Linked DNA regions of Homo sapiens: region 1 is linked to region 2. Evidence: chromatin contacts called from ENCODE Hi-C or POLR2A ChIA-PET data. All regions are on one chromosome and are shown on one strand. The core of a region is the stretch at or near the end of the contact, and the rest is flanking DNA. Distances in the headings are between cores, read along the strand shown. Region 1 overlaps ANKRD44 (ankyrin repeat domain 44). Region 2 overlaps STK17B (serine/threonine kinase 17b).

The links. Hi-C counts contacts between places; a loop is a spot of excess contacts on that map. ChIA-PET counts read pairs that join two places held with the same protein, here RNA polymerase II (POLR2A). Pooled maps may share reads with other maps.
Region 1: a loop to region 2 is called in a pooled map, with 4 times the contacts of the local background. The contact joins two enhancer-like sites. A Hi-C loop is called at or near these places in 1 of 168 maps with a recorded cell type or tissue (CD8-positive, alpha-beta T cell), 1 of 37 single-sample maps with no recorded cell type and 3 of 50 pooled maps. POLR2A ChIA-PET finds 5 or more read pairs at or near these places in 2 of 52 experiments (activated B cell and activated CD8-positive, alpha-beta memory T cell).

The regions. Positions count from the first base shown.
Region 1 is chr2:197,210,936-197,214,545 of GRCh38, reverse strand. The region is part of intron 1 of ANKRD44 (ankyrin repeat domain 44); the gene reads left to right. Among named protein-coding and RNA genes, the nearest start is that of ANKRD44-AS1, 15 kb to the right of the region's middle. RefSeq lists an enhancer at 1,515-1,754. Within about 2 kb of position 1,750, at least 9 of the 41 ENCODE cell types and tissues checked have a DNase peak (open chromatin) inside an H3K27ac peak, as active enhancers do; they include CD8-positive, alpha-beta T cell, where a contact is called at or near this core.
Region 2 is chr2:196,158,438-196,161,988 of GRCh38, reverse strand. All of the region lies in intron 2 of STK17B (serine/threonine kinase 17b), which reads left to right. Among named protein-coding and RNA genes, the nearest start is that of STK17B, 11 kb to the left of the region's middle. RefSeq lists an enhancer at 2,479-2,979. Within about 2 kb of position 1,713, at least 13 of the 41 ENCODE cell types and tissues checked have a DNase peak (open chromatin) inside an H3K27ac peak, as active enhancers do; they include CD8-positive, alpha-beta T cell, where a contact is called at or near this core.

The DNA.
Region 1 (3,610 bases), core at 501-3,000, 1.1 Mb before region 2:
AAATACTACTGACTTGGTCTTTTTTCTCTTACTCTTCCTCTTTATGTATGTATGTACATATTTACTTAAAATATAGACTTGCTATCTCATTGTATATGTTACTTAATGCAACAAAATTCTTTTTGCATGTTTGCCAGGTGCCAGACACTAGGCTAGGCCTTGGATATAGTTTTGTTTACTGTTTTTTTTAAATTGTCACTTAATGCTATATGATAAATATTTCTCCAAGTCTTTAAAAATTATTTGAAATGACATTTTTAATAGCTGCATAATATCCCATCATTTTGATGTGCCATATTTTATTATGTCCCTGAGATTGGACAATTAAGAAGCTTTTGGTTTTTTTTCTATAATAACCAACACCCTAATATACACCCTGAACATAAATCTTTGTGCTCATCTCTGATCATTTCCTTATAGTAATTTCCCACAAAAATTATGGGGGTAAAGAATATGAAAATAGCTATAGCTTATCTGAGGTTGCTTTTCAGTTGCTACCTTCATCTTATTCTTTCTTTGTCTCCAAAGTGACTTGATTGCCTTAAAGTGATTCTAAAATTCACATAGCATTAGAGAAACCTAGACTATGCTTTAGAAAACAGTCTATCTTCCCAAAGATACATATACCCTCTTAAAGGTGCTGTAGTATTGCCAAGATACATACACATATAATATCTTAAAGTTGCTGTATGTACCTTTTTAAAAAGAGAAAGAGTTCTAAGCTTGTTTACTTAGAAGGTCTAATAAATCAGATCATTAAAAGTGTGAGAATTGCCTGTTTATGAAAACGTGCAGTTGGTTCAAACTGGCTATATAAATCGGCCAGATTGTATGAGCCAGTCTACAGGAGCTTAGCAGTGTACAGGTCCAATTCCATTATTTGCTCAATAATAGTTTTATGCTTAGGCTCAGCGTATGAGGCTGATAATTGTGGCATGATAAGACTGCACAGTGCTCAAGTGTATAATGAGCAATGCTTAGCTGGAAGAGAGAAAATATTTATCAGTGCTTTGCTAATGAGATGTTTTTTATATCATCTAATGAGTTGGTTTTATTTTAGGTAAGGTTAAATGTGTTTAATATGTTTCATAGAGATCTTGAAATAACATGTGCTGAAATAAATTAGAAAAAAAATCAGAAAAATTCCAAGTGGGCTCTCTGGAGTAATCACCTCGTAGATATTATTTTGAAAACCAGAAAACTGGTTGGAAGATGATATGCCAAAAATAACATTGTCTACATTAAACAGACTTACTTTATAGACCGCTTGTGTAACAAGATGTATAATGCTCTCCTTTGAGAACTTCTCCTTCCTTCAGGCTAACCTTGTTTGGGTGATATACCAGACTGTGTTAGAGGGGTCATAGCTCGCTGGGTGGCTAAGCCCCTATATGTGTGAGGTAGAAGTCTTGTAGAGTCAAAATTACTCTTGAAAATCTCTTTGGAAGGTGCCACCATGGAGGCCTGTATACTATCCCTTGTGGAGGCCAACACAGCCACTTTGGCCTGCAGAGTTGGAGCCGCATTGCTGTTTCTTTGAGCACCAGATAAGAAGTTGGCTTGCATTTAGGGGCCAACTTGTATGAAAAATATGTTTCTTTAAACACTAGAATCCCAGTCAGCTCTGTGAGATGTTCACACTGTGAAAAGCTTTCTGGAATGAGATGCAGAGGAAGCTGTGGGGTCGTGTTTCCTTTTTTCTCTCTCACCGTGGGCATGTGATCACCGAGTTCCTGATTGAAGTGTGTGTTTGTGTGTGTACGTGTCCACCTCCCTTCCTTGTGGGTGTTAACTGAATTCTTTTGAGCAAAAACATGTCTGACATGACACCACTGCAGTTGCTGTGATGCAGAATTTTTACTCATGTAGAAGTTCTTCTGTGAGAGCCTGCAATAACCTTTTTGGTTAATACTCCCTATAAAAGGAGAGTGGAAGAGGCAGGGTGAACAAATGTGTTATTTTGAATGAATGTGAATGAATCATGAGCAGAGATTTATTGAGGGCCTACTATGTGCTAGCAGTTAGGGATATAGTGGTGACCACAGTGACCGAATCCCTGCCCTTCTAAAACTTATGGTCTTGGTAGATTCCTGAGAATTTGCCTTTGTCTAGGCAACAATGGACTGACTAGATAACCATTAAATACATAGGGGTTCAAATATTTAGTGCAGAAGCATTTTGGGTTCTCGAATAGGGACTGTGTGATACAAGTGGTTTCTTTGAAAATTATCCATGATCTAAGCTCACACACTTACTGGCTCATAAAAGCCAGTTTCAGAGGCCAGATGACTTTCGTGTTTGGTGCCAGTGTGCTCCCACTGGATCCCTATCTGCCTGGTTGCAAACTCTTGGCTCTAGTACTGCCTGATCTCTAGCATACTTTGATCCACCAGAAAGTCCCTCCTTGTTCCAGTTCCAAAACTCTAGCTCTGCAATATCTCCTCTCCTTCCCCCAAAGTGGTGCTGTGGGGTGTGTGTGTGTGTGTGTGTGTGAGAGAGAGAGAGACTGAGAGAGAGAGAGAGGCTCAGTGAAGGGAATTCCCGTGCATGAGCTTACTGTTGATTACTAGCCCTTCATCACCGGAGTGTTGGTCACAAACCTGAGGAGGGCAAAGTGATTGGAGTCCCGAGGTGCTTGTGTTCCTTTGGCTCTGTTGGTCTGGATCTGTCGATCACCTTTCTTGGGGCTTCTTTGTGCTGCGTCGTCTCCTGCTTGCTGCCCCCCACTATTCCTCTTCTCTGAGTTATGGTTTATAACCTGCTGCATCTCCTAATGAACACCTGGAACCTCCAAGTTGGGAAAAGAAGGAGCATCTCATGGTGCCTGGGGCAGCAGGATGGTGTGGCCCTGACTTGGCCCAAGATTCTTGTGCCCCTCGAGGTGGTACCCCTGAGAAATGTACTCATGGGATTAGCGTGATTTCACAGATGGTTAATTTTTTTAAGTTAGTTAACTAAAGACATTATTTTTCCATTGAAATGAACATGGATATCTTAAGGCAGCACTAGACTGTAAAATTCATGTGAATGTTAAGTTAAAAACGTATTTTTCAGGCAGACATGTAGGGAAAGACGTTCACTCTTGTCTTCTGTTACAGGTACTTTGGTGGAAGTACCTGGTTGATCCTGGCTCCTTGGCTAAGTTATTGAAATTTTCTGCAGAATGGGGATAGTTGGAGGATTCACTGGGATATGCAGAAAACACTGAGTGTGTGTTACTTGCCATCTCTTCCTGCTCCCCATTTCCCCACAACATCCCTGGGTTGTCTCTCACCCTGGAGGTATCCTGCTCCCTGTGTCACTGCTTCTGTGGCAGGAACTATGCCTTCCCTGCCCACGTGTGCTGGTGATGCTGCTCCTGGGTGTCCTTGGATCTGCCCAAAGGGCAACTCCTGTGATCTCCCAGAATATTGAGGGTGCAGGACCAAGGAGTCCTTAGAGAGCAGCTGCAGCCTAGGTCATGGCATAGGGGTGGGTGGGATATGATTAGAGAAGAGGCAGGGGGTCCTCCTGGCCCGCTGCCTTTTCTCGGCATGCAGGTGCACAGTGGCGTCTACATACTATGAGGGAGTGTGTGATCCCCAGGTAAACCCCACTGATGGAGCAGGAC
Region 2 (3,551 bases), core at 464-2,963:
GATTGATTTTTGTCTTTGAAAATCTCGATGTGAGAAGAAAAGTTGACTGAATCATGAAAAGTAATTTCATTCTTGGTGGCCTTTTACCTTAAGGGCAGAGGCAAGTCCTGGCTTTTTCACGTTGCAGATGTTGGATGCAGCCTTTCTTTTGCAAAATAAGAATTATAATATCTGGCCAGGTGTGGTGACTCACGCCTGTAATCCCAGCATTTTGGGAGGCCGAGGAGGGTGGGTCACGAGGTCAGGAGTTCGAGACCACCCTTGCCAACATAGTGAAACCCTGTGTCTACTAAAAATACAAAATTAGCCAGGCATGGTGGCGTGTGCCTGTAGTCCCAGCTACTCAGGAGGCTGAGGCAGAAGAATCACTTGAACCCGGCAGGTGGAGGTTGCAGTGAGCCGATATCATGCCACTGCACTCCAGCTTGGGCAACACAGTGAGACTTTGTCTCAAAAAAAAAAAAAAAAAAAAAAAAAGAATTATAATATCTACCTCACTGACCAAGAATTAAATACAAAAGCACATTTCATAATTCCTGGCATACTAATTTAATGTGCAAAATATTTGGGTGTTTTAATGGTGTATTAAAAGATAGAGTTTTTAGAACCTTTTAAAATGTTTTTAAGAAATTGTTCTAAATCTTAATTACTTCATTTTGCATTATAATAGGAAGAAAGGTTTTTTTTTTCTTTTTTTCTTTTTCTTTTTTTTAAGTTTCCTGTATCTCACATTGAACCATAGAATCTCTGCATTGGAAAGACTTCAGTGGTCCGTGGTCTTACTAATACAATGTTTGTATGCAGCGCAGCAATCTTTCCTATAATTTCCCGAACAAACTGTTATCCAGCCTCAGTTTGAATGCTTCAGCGATGGGGAAATGAATATTATGCAAGTCTTGAACAGTACACACAATAAAAGTCACTTTCTTTTCTATTTTTCTGAGTTACTATTTGATGAGTAAATTTACTTACATTTTTTAAATTAACTTTTCAAAATTGGGGACATTATAGGAGCTAAAAAATCTATAAAGTATTTTTGCTTTGAGGGCTTTGGATAATTTAAACTTTGAGGATGATATTAGTAATTCTAAATTGCTTTATAAATGAGGTGCCACCATAAATAAAGTTGAATTAGGCATACTTTTTAGAATTTTAGATCAAAAACTCATGATAGAATTTGATTAAAGCAAATTTAGATTGATTGCTAAATTCCCATTTTAAAATATCTTTATGAAAGAGACCAAGTAACATCTTTCTTTTGAATTGATATGGGCTAATGAGTCACATGGTAAATATTGATATGTTTAATTATTAGATCTTGATAAATTAGAAATCATGGCTTTTCATCTGCCAAGAATGTACTGAAAGTTCTTTCAATATTGTTACCAATTTTAATATCCTATGCTTTTGTGAAATGGAAATTAGAATCATAATCATTTCTTCTGAGGTTTGCACATTTTGAAAGTTATCTTTCTGAATCAACTTTTTTATTTCAGAGTGTTAGTGTTTAATAATTCATTTTCCTTTAGCAAATTAAAGGAAATTATGTAAAAGTTAACAGTTCATTTTTTACTATTCTCAAAAAACTTGAATTGTTCCTGTTTTTTAACATGTTGGGTAAGTTTTTTCTACCCCTCCCCCAACTGAGGCAAAGGTTTCATAGGACTTCTTGTGGTTAGAAGGGTGAGGCAGATTCAGAAATAAACGTCAGCTTCCTTTGTGGCTTACCCTCCCGCCTCCTTTCACATTTTATTGTGTATTCTAGAATGCAGAAGGGGAATGCAGAAGGGTAACTACTAGACCTTTTCGCTGCTGGGAAATCTAGTTAGCCTTGCCTTTTTAGGGTATAACTTAAGGATTATTTTTAAATGCTTTAACTTTTCTTAAATGTTTCAATTACATTTGGAATAGAAACATATTTTAAAGATCATTTTTTATACTTTTAAACTATAGCATTTTAGAATGGAAAACAAATATTTGGTTTTTTTCCTAAGTCATCTGATAATTATGGTAAAAATGTTTACCTTCATAGTATATAAATGAATACACACGCACACATATATATAATTTTATTGGAATCTCAATCTTTTAAGAAATACAAACACTTTAAGTACAGGATACAGAATAGCACAGTATATGGTATTATAGTGGGTACATATTTCTGGCATTCATTCAACAGATATTTCAGTTCCTATTATGTGTTAACAAACTGTAGATTTTATAATTACCATAATAATTAGGACAGATATGGTCCCTGCCCTCATGGAGCTTTTACTTAGTGGTGAACGTTGACAAATAAATAAATCATTATCCACATCATTTGGTCACCTTTGCCCTGGATTAATGAGTACTATACTTGTTTAAGAAAGCCTCTTGGGCTGGTGCAGTGGCTCATGCCTGTAAAATTTCAACACTTTGGGAGGCTGAGGCAGGAGAATCGTTTGAGCCCAGGAGTTTGAAACCAGCCTGGGCAACATAGGGAGACACTGTCTGTACAAATTATGTAAAAAATTAGCCAGGAGTGGTGGTGCGTGCCTGTGGTCCCAGCTACACAGGAGGCTGAAGTAAGAGAATCTTCTGAGCCTGGGAGGTTGAGGCTGCGGTGAGCTGAGATCCTGCCACTGCACTCCATCCTGGGTGATAGAGTCGAGACCCTGTCTCAAAAAAAAAAAAAAAACAACCTCTTGGTAATACCTGGAACAATTAGATAAGAAGTGTTATTTACAGATAAAATAAATAATAAAATTATTGCAGAACTGAATTGTCACAAGCACTACTATAAACTGTTTTTTCAGATGCACAGTTTTCTTGGCTAACTAGTTTCTGTTTCCTAAATTTTACAAGTGAATTTCTTTATAAAGCCCAAAATTTCCTTCCTGTTTTAGTCAAGTTTTTGCTTCGAAATCTAAGTAAGAATTGATAGAAGCAAGTGAGTTACACTTCTTTAACAAAACTGTTTTTTTGTTTTTTTTTTTTTTGAGACACAGTCTTGCTCTGTCCCCCAGGCTGGAGTGCAGTGACGTGGTCTCAGCTCACTGCAACCTCCGTCTGCCGAGTTCAAGTGATTCTCCTGCCTCAGCTTCCTGAGTAGCTGGGATTACAGGCATGTGCCACCAAGCCCGGCTAATTTTTTGTATTTTTAGTAGAGACGGGATTTCATAGTGTTAGTCAAGATGGTCTTGATCTCCTGACCTCTGGATCTGCCCGCCTTGGCCTCCCCAAGTGCTGGTATTACAGGCATGAGCCACCACGTCTGGCCCAACAAAACTATTTTAAAGGGAGGAATTGTTTTATAGTGATTAGAACAGAAAGTTAGGAATTCACATTTCACAGTTTTATTCTTGAGGCTCCGATTCCATTTATGAGCTTTCATGAGGTATTTAATCTTATTCTGACTCAATTTATCCAGTATAAAATTTATGAAACACCAGTGGATTGAATATAAAGGGACTAATTTTTGTGTGTGTGTGCTCATCGAAACCCATCAATTTGTATTCCTTCTGCATACAATGAGAAAATATTTTATAGTTAAGCATTCTCAAATCTTAAAA